Linked DNA regions of Mus musculus: region 1 is linked to region 2. A link is a loop called in an ENCODE intact Hi-C map of the cell type or tissue named here. Cell type or tissue: left cerebral cortex. All regions are shown on one strand. Links, peaks and the distances in the headings refer to the core of each region. The heading gives the core; the rest is flanking DNA. Region 1 has its middle 42 kb from the start of Inhbb. Region 2 holds the start of Gm46145 (a long non-coding RNA gene).

Region 1 (4,390 bases), core at 235-4,234, 74 kb after region 2:
TGTGCATATGTGATCAAAGAGCAACTGGTGGGAACTGGTTCTCTTCATCTAACCTATAGGCCATAGGGATTGAATTGAGGTTGTCAGGCTTGGCAGCATGCACCTTACCCAACAAGCAACCTTTATTTATCGCAACAGGGTGGCTCCTTGAACTGAAGCTCACCAATTCCAATTAGCTCTTTGTCCTGGGGATTGGTGTCTCTGCCTTCCAATGCTGGGATTTCAAGTCGCTCCCAAGCCAAATGCTAGTCAGTTCAACATGCCCTTGATCAGGGCCCTTTCCACACTCACAGCCTAGTGAGTGTGTGTGTGTGTGTGTGTGTGTGTGTGTGTGTCTATGAGTGAAGGTGCTGGCAGAGTCCAGAAGAGGGCATCAGATCCTCTGGGGATGGAGTCACAGACAGTTGTAAGCTACCTAATTTCAGTACTGGGAATTTTACTTGGGTCCTCTGCAAGAGCAAATGTGTTCTCTCAACTGATGGACCTCTCTCCTTGCTAACTCTATTGACTCCCAAGTTATTGTCCTTTGTGAGTTTATTATGGCTGGGGGTTTACTGCTGGCCTTTGGCAGCACTCTGTGGAACCTCCTGAGCCCCTCCTGCATGTACCAGGCTCTCAGAATGCCCTTGAGAATTTTTCTGGGCACAGCAGTGGCCAACTCCCAGCATAGAGCCAGATCTAGGCTGATATTCAGTGAAAGACAGGAAGCTGTATTTATGGGAGGGAATATATGAGGATTGGCACGGGCAATGGTTATTGCTGACAGCTTGAAAGAATCCATAGTTACCTGGAGGACAAGCCTTTGGTTATGCCTGTGAGGGACAGTCTTGATGTATTAGCTGATGTGGGACGGTTCTCTGCTCATCTTCACTGTAGGCAGTCCCATTCACTGTATCCTGGACTGGATACAGAGGAGAGACTGAGCTATATGCTAACATTCATTCATCACTCTCTGCTTCTGGATTGTAGATGGAAAGTAGATAGCTGGTTCAGGCCCCTTCCACCCTAACCTTCCCACCGTGATGGAAGGCACCGTGACTTGGAAGCTAAAATAAACCCTTTCTCCTATAATTTGCTTTTGTCAGAGTATTTTCTCACGGCAGTGAGAGAGTACTAAGACAGCACAGTTTGTAATGGGGACTCCACTCATCTTGCATGAGAGCTGCTGATGGCTAATTCAAGCTTGAGTGTGAAAGGCTTACTGTCTGCCTCATCCCAGTGTGGGTGGGGGTGTGCAGAGTGGCACTTAACTCAGTAACGGGAGCCTGGGTGGAGCAGTGCCAGGCATCGAAATATCTCAGATCCTGTCAAGCCACACAAAAACCTCAGCCAGAGGCTTTCCAAGAGCAAGGGATGGTGGAAGGATCCCAGGGAATGAAGGCTGAGTGCTGCTCCTATAGGACCTGTTGGACCTCAAGCTTTTGCTTGTGGAATGGGCCGCATTTCAGTGGCTACTCTTTGGCTTGCTACGGGGATGAGATAACACAGAGAGACTTAGCATAACCCTTGGCACAGAGTGAGAAGATGCTATCAGTTAGTACCATTTGTTGGTTCATTCATTCATTCATTCATTCATGCATGCATATACGCTTGCATGCATTTATCCCAACAAGTATTTATCAATCATAGTAAATGAGGAACTATTGTGAACCAGGCCTCCAGTCTCTCAGTTACAGGTACCAGCTCAAGGGGCCTAGTGCTGAACCATGCAGTAGGATGGGACGCCCGGGTTGTGGAATGACTCCCTGCCTTGCAAAGCAACGCTAAAGGTAAGAACCATGGAGTTCATGGCTTGGCATGAAGTGGTACTCTTCTCCCTGCATTCCCCGGCAGCTGGTCAAGAGACAGATTTCCTGTGGGAGGCGGGAGCCCCATCTGTCAGGGGCCACAGGTCTCCTGAATACAGAGTAGATCAGTATGGTCAGAGTGGGGGTGGCTACGAGCTGGCGGGATAGAGGCAGATGCATGTAGCCACTTGCTGAGACTGACAGAGGGAGTAGTGCTATGTCCATGCAGTCTGCTGGACCTTTTCCAGAACCAGGACTGCTGGGGGCGGGGGGGGGGCATGGCTGCTTCTACCCCACCTTCTTCTGCATTCCGGCATTCCTACTCCAGAGTGGACCAGCTTCTATAGATTGGTTCACATCTCTGGTGCCCACCTCCCCATCCTTAACTCCATGTCCCTTCCTTCCCTCCCTCCATTGTCTTTTCTTTGACTCTTTCTCATGTAGCCCAGGATAGTCTGATTCACTATGTAGCTAAGAATGACCTCTGACTTCTCCATTTTACTTAGAATAAGCAGCCAAGAGCAAGCAAGGAAGCAAGATAACTCCTACAAAAAAAAAAAAAAAGGCACCCCCCCCCCACAAAACCCAAAGTGGGCAGCTTTGAACTTCTGATCTTACCTCTGCTTCTCTAGTACTGTAAGTGTATATGTTGGTCCAGCCATGTCCGATCTTTCTGCAGTGCTGGGGAGTTGAACTCAGGGCTTTGGGCTACATCTCCGGCCCTAGTATGCTTGCTCTGTGCAGCCCCCATATACTTCCTGGGTAGACTGCCCATGGCACCACTGTAGCCTTCTCTACCTCCTGTCCCACAGTAGCCAGCCCAGTTCTTAGCTAGGTCTGGCCAGCTTTTTTTTTTCACGAGTATTCCAGACACAGCCATAGGAGGGCCACCTGCCACCTGCTTTGCCTGTGTGAGGGCCTTCTCTGACCAGCGTAAAGCTTACCCAGCCTTTCCCTCCTAGTGGGGTGTGCAAGGAAGCGAGGAGCCTGACCCAGAGAGGTGCTTGCCATTGTTAGTTCTCAAGACACATAAAGCCCTCTGTTCACCCAGCACACGAGGATAGTGAGATAGGGACATTATCCTCACTGCCCTAGCAAATGGACATGACCTGGTTCTACCCTGGGAGGCTTGGAGTATACCAGGGGAGCCAAGGGACTCTTGACTAACAGTTGGATGCTAAGGGGCTGAGCAGCAGGTGGCCAGGAGGCCAGGCTGTCAAGCCTGACAGGTCTTCTCTGGGCTTCTTTATGAGCTTCACATTCCCCTAATGAGTATGGAAAACCTGCTGTCTTCTCCTTGTCCTCTAGGACAAGGGCCTAGTAGGTGCTGTCATGATAGGATCCCTTTGTGGGTATTACACAAAACAGGGATGTCTCAGACTCCTTGGCTCTCACGCCTGGCTTTCATGCTCCAGTGGGGACAGGGTCATTCCTTGCTATCCCATCCTCTAGGGGAGGCCATATCCCCCTAGACCCTGCTCTGATGTTTGTTCAGGCAGGTAGAGCCTCAGAACGCCTTGACTCCTACCTGGCTGGAGCTGTCCCTTGAGTCTGTTGGTCTCCACTTTTAATTGGATGTGTAAATCACATCCCGTTCAAGAGAGCTGTGGTCAGTTTCCCAGGACCTCAGGACATAGGCAACATTGCCTTGTGTAACAATACTATTCCAGCAGGTCATTCTCCAGTCACCGTGGATGTGCTTGCTGCAAACGATACTCTCACTTGATTGGCCACAGAAGTGGGAAGTGTCACTCTGGTGGAAATAGCTGGTCAGAGTGATGTTCTTTGCTTATTCACATATGCTTGCTGGTCACTTGTCCCAGGCATCCAAGACCACATACCTGAGGCTGGGGACAAACCTGCCCCTCTGGTCCCCTACGTAGCCAGAAAGCTGGCAAGACTATGGGGGCCCTATTAGGAAGCTGAGGACCTAGAGGGATTAGGGCAGTTAGGGAACAGAGATATAGTAGAGAGGAGACAGGATGCACCGGTTTTGGTTTCCTGCCCGTCATGAAGGGGGACCTGAAGTCCTCTGAATAGACAGACACTGTCTTCCCACCCTCCATTCTGCTGTGGTAAGAGACATTCTGAAGAGAGCAGCAACAAACGGCTCTTGCCTGCTTTCCCTGCTGCTCCTTGAGGCAGGGCTCACTGTGGGAGGGGGTATGACTCCACAGGGCTGTCTGTCTTCCTAGGTACAAACAGCAGATTCCTTCCAAGGTCTCACTGTATATTCTGGTTGTCTTGACCTAGAAGTCATTATATAGACCAGGCTGACCTTGAACTCACAGAGATCTGCCTTCCTCTGCCAGGAGGTTGGCCCTAACTCCTGCCTCCCTTCCTCCCTTTCTCCCTTCCTTTCTTCCTTCTTCCTTCCTATGTCACTTTATTTTTTAAAAAATTATTTATTCTATGTGTGTGAGTGTTTTACCTTCATATATGCTTGTGGAACACACATATTTGCCAGGTGCCTGTGGAGATCAGAAGAGGGTGTTCGATCCCCTGCAGCTGTGGTTATAGACTTTCATGAGCTGCAGTGTAGGTTCTGGGAATCAGACCTGCATCCTCTGGAAGAGCAACAAGTGCTTTTAAGAGTGAGCCAT
Region 2 (4,390 bases), core at 162-4,161:
CACGCACACACACACACACAAGCTAGTGAAACACCATCCATTCCCTCCTCTGCCCTTCTGCAATGGACTCCCATGTGTTAGACTGAGGGTGTCATGGGTTAGACTGAGAGTGTCCTCCCCTCCAGAAGAGATGTCATAGAGGCCACATTCTTCCCTTGGCCTGGCCCCTGGCTGCTAGTCACTGACAGGTGCCTTTCTTGCCATCTCTCAAGGGTGTTCTATTTCCATGGCTGCAGCTATAAGTCACCGACTTCCACTCAACCAGGCCAGGACGACCGAGGGCTCAGGGAGCACGTGCACAAGCCAGGGGCCACTAGGCTGGCAAGCTAGTCTAGCTAAGCCAGGACAGTGAGAGATCTCATATCGAGAGAGAGAGAGAGAGAGAGAGAGAGAGAGAGAGAGAGAGAGAGAGAGAGATGCAGGTAGGGAGCTGGTTAAAATGCCCTTAGCACAAGCAAACACGAAGAAAAGACTCTCTGGCAACTGGGCCAGCTAACTTGGTGTGGGCAGCAGAGAACAAAAAGAAATCTTGTCTTGAGCTAGGCATGGTGGTGCCTTTAATCCCAGCACTCAGGAGGCAGAGGCAAGTGGATCTCTGTGAGCTTGAGACTAGCCTGGTCTGCTAAAGACACCCTGTCTCAGAAAACAAAACAAAACAAACACACACACACACACACACACACACACACACACACACACACACACACACACACAAACAAACAAAAACCCTGAAAACAAAAAGAAAAAAATCCTGTCTCAAACAAAGTACCAGGAGGGAAGGACACTCAAGGTTTTCCTCTGGTTTCCATACACATTTTATGGTACATGTACACACATACACATGCATGCATGCACACACATGTGTGCACACACACATGCACTGTAAATCTGTCTTACCATCCCCACTCTAATTAGCTACTCTCTCCATATTCATTCAGGACTTGCCTTTAAGAAACTTCTTGAACCATGCCTACCTAGCCGGGCATGTCCATCGTCCTCGATTAAGATGGATCTTAAAATCTGGCAGGAGTCAGGTTGTGGGGGAGCATAGCTGTGGCCTAGGATTTGGGAGGCTGAGGTAGAGTATATAGGTCATTTTCAGTTATATATTGAATTCAAGGCCAGCCTAGGCAATGTGATATGCTGTCTCAAAGACAGACAAACAAAAAACCAGCCTGGTCCATAGTCACCATTTCTCTACCTGAGTGCTGCAATAATCCCCACTTACCATCCCAGGCCTGACAACCTGATTGGTGGCCACTGAGGGAAGGGTCCTTCCTTGTCCCATTACTTGCCCCATCTTCCCCACGTACCCTGACAAGGGAGACAACATTTCTTCTGCTTCCTCTGTGGGGTCGAAGCTGACCTGTGATGACCCTTGGAAAAACAGATAGCATTTCATCACAGGTATAAATGGGACCACTTACTAAATATCCTCTTGGTGTCGGGAGCAACAGCAGTGCATCTCTTTCTTGTATTCTTTGTGCTAGTAGACAGTGAGAAATGCAAGCTATATAATAAGTGGTTTGCTGAAGGCAAGGGTGGAGCCCAGGCCCCCTTCTTACAGATGCCCTGATGTGGCTCACCCTTGCAGCACATTTGCTATTGGCAGAAGCCAAGATATTCTGAGAAGCTCTCATGCTTTGGCTCTAAGACTATCGAGACAGCGGACCTGGGGAGATTAGAATTCCCCAGGAGTCTCAGGCTGGGAGAAGAAAAAGGCTGGTGTCCTGGTACCAACCAGAGAAGAAACTTAGCTCACAGGGTTCTGACAGTTCACCCGATGGTCTTGATGGACAGAGTGGAGTCTGGACAGTGATGGGTCAGTGATGGGTGGGACCACACCTTGACCAGGCCTGCTAAGCTATGTACACCTCTTGCTCTTTATTTACACTGAAAGGACCCTGAAGTAACTTGGAGGATTGCTGGACCTCCGTCCTCTTCCCACAGAGAATAAACCGAACCTCCTGTCTCTGCTTTCCACTATTGCTTGACTCTTCAGTTGGTCTTACTGAAGACGGAAGACCAAACTTGGCTTGTTAAGGCTGCAGAAACCCAGGCTCTGACTCCAACAGCTCTGGCAATGCATTCTGCATGGGGGTGCAGACTTCCTGGGGAACAGAAAAAGCAACTGTGAGCAGGCGACCCTCCCACGGGGTGTGGTGGGGGCAGATACCTTATATTGGGTGAGAGACAGGGATAGGTAGTTATGGAGGTTTGGTGACTAGGTGTGAGCACCTGTTCAGGGTTTCGTGGGACTCCTGAGCAGCTCAGGAGCTGGGTTGAGGGGATCAGAAGACATAGGCCTCGCTCCCTGCTATTCCTCTAACTTCACTGACTGGGCAGCCTCAGAAGCCATGGGCCTCATGCCAAGCCCTGTTCTTGGCACACGCCCTCCACCCTAGCCTGAGGCTTCTTATTATTGTGCTCAAAGCAGCTGAGAAGACAGAGGAGATGGGAAACGGTTCTCAAACACATGGGAAGGGTGTGTAGAAACAGAACCTTGAAACAAAGGCCTATTGATGGGCTTGTTTGTGATGCAAGTTTGGGGGAGGGACACAAGCAGGTATGGGTGTGCTGGGGTTTTTTTTTTTTTTTTTTTGGTATGTGTATGTGAGTGTGTGTGTGTGGTATATACGTGTGTGTGTGTGTGTGTGTGTGTGTGTGTGTGTGTGTGTGTGTGTGTGTGTGTGTGATTGTGTCAGTGTGCAGATGTGGAGACCAGGGGAGGGTACTGGATATCTATCACACCCTGCCTCATTCCTTTGAGACAGGATATCTCCTAGACCCTGGAGTTAGGCTGGCATACCCCTGTAAAAATGGGGTTGCAGGTGTACACATGGGCTGCCGTGCTCTGCTTTTTCTCTAGGGGCTGAGATTTGAACTCTGGTTCTTGTGGTTTTGAAGCGAATGTTCCTACTCACTAGGCATTCCTCCCTCCATCTCCAGGATTAGCTGTTTTGTAGGGAATAGGGGGCCAGACTAAGGCCAAACCTTTACTTTGGAGGACCCTTCCAGACCAGAGCCCAGCCACTGTTCCCCAGCCACATAGCCATGGAGCTTGGTGCTTTGGCACAGACTTCTGAGTCCTTTGGAGCCCTTCAGATGGCAACTGCCATGCTTAACTGTCTTCTGCTCCTTTGGCAGGTGTCGGAGTACTGGGGATAGAGAGCATGAGAGATTAGCTCATAGTAGGTCACACAGTAGGAGGATCAGACAGCGAGAGAAAAGTGGCTTGGGGTTGGGGTGAAGCCCCATGGGTAAGGTGCTGGCTGTGCGAGCATGAGGACTGCTTCAGACGCCCCAGCACCTGTGTAAAAGTGGGGCGTGATAGCACACACCTATAATCTTGGTATTGGAGGACTAGAGATAGGGAGGCTCTCTGGGCTCGCTAGCCACACAGCCTAATGAATGAATGAATGAATGAATGAATGAATGAATGGATTGAATTAATGACAGTTCCAGGTTCAGTGAGAGATCCTGTCTCAAAAAAAACAAAAACAAAAACAAAAACAAACAAACAAAAAAACCCAGTGTGAATGATAAAGATACCAGATATAAACCTCTGGCCAGTACATGCAAGTATACCCATGTGCACACTCAGATGGACATGGACACATACAACCCCCCCCCCCCCAACACACACGAACCAGGCACAAAACTCAACTCACCAGCTTAGACTTCCCACCGTTCTGGGTAAGGAGCCTTGCCTGGTATGTGATACACATGTGATCTATTTTTAATTCTTCAAATTTTTATTTTATAATTGTGTACGCATTTATCTCTGTGTGAATTTGTGCATGTGTGTACCGGTGTGTGGGGATGCCAGAAAGGGTACTGGGTCCTCTGAAGCTGAAATTGAAGGCTCTTGTGAGTTGCCTTACATATGGGCACTGAGAACTGAACTTGGGTCCTCCAGAAGAGCAGCAAGTGCTCTCAAACACTGAACCGTCTCTCCAGCCTCTCCTTAAAGAAAAACAGACCCAGAAAACTTTAAAAATTAAATTTTCTTATTCTCTCTCTTTCCTCTTTCTTCCTTCCTTCCTCCCTCCCTCCCTCCCTCCCTCCCTCCCTCCCTCCCTCCCTCCCTTCCTTCCTTCCTTCCTTCCTTCCTTTTCTCTTTGTGTGTGTGCACGTGAGCACACAAGCATGCTCGCCTGTTGGGCACACACATGCCATGGTGGGCATAGTGGACATCAAAAGACAGCTTGTGAGAGTTGGTTCTTTCCTTCTACCATGTATGTTCTGGGAAATGAACTCAGGCCATTGGGCTTGGCAGCAAGCATCTTTACCCCTCGAGCCACCCTGCCAGACCAGGACAGGTACTTCCCCCGAGCTGTCACCTCAGCAGGGCTTTAGACCTTCTCCTTGGGCCAGCCCAACTCAGTGT

The links. A loop is a pair of places that touch in the nucleus more often than their neighbours do. Peaks named below come from ENCODE experiments on the same cell type or tissue, not always from the same donor. Only the 100,000 strongest peaks of a DNase experiment are listed, where the experiment ranks them.
Region 1: a loop joins it to region 2, with 5 times the contacts of the local background. A loop is called at or near these places in 1 of 42 quality-filtered maps.

What each region holds. Positions count from the first base shown.
Region 1 is chr1:119,377,670-119,382,059 of GRCm38, reverse strand. No RefSeq gene overlaps it. Among named protein-coding and RNA genes, the nearest start is that of Inhbb, 42 kb to the left of the region's middle. In left cerebral cortex, for the core only: no CTCF peak of the experiment used is centred there; DNase peaks (open chromatin) are centred at 1,246 and 1,889.
Region 2 is chr1:119,451,993-119,456,382 of GRCm38, reverse strand. It overlaps Gm46145 (a long non-coding RNA gene), which reads right to left and starts at 2,499. Exons shown (of 2, transcript XR_001779350.1): 1 at 2,239-2,499; 2 at 1,866-2,111. In left cerebral cortex, for the core only: no CTCF peak of the experiment used is centred there; DNase peaks (open chromatin) are centred at 520, 2,118 and 2,338.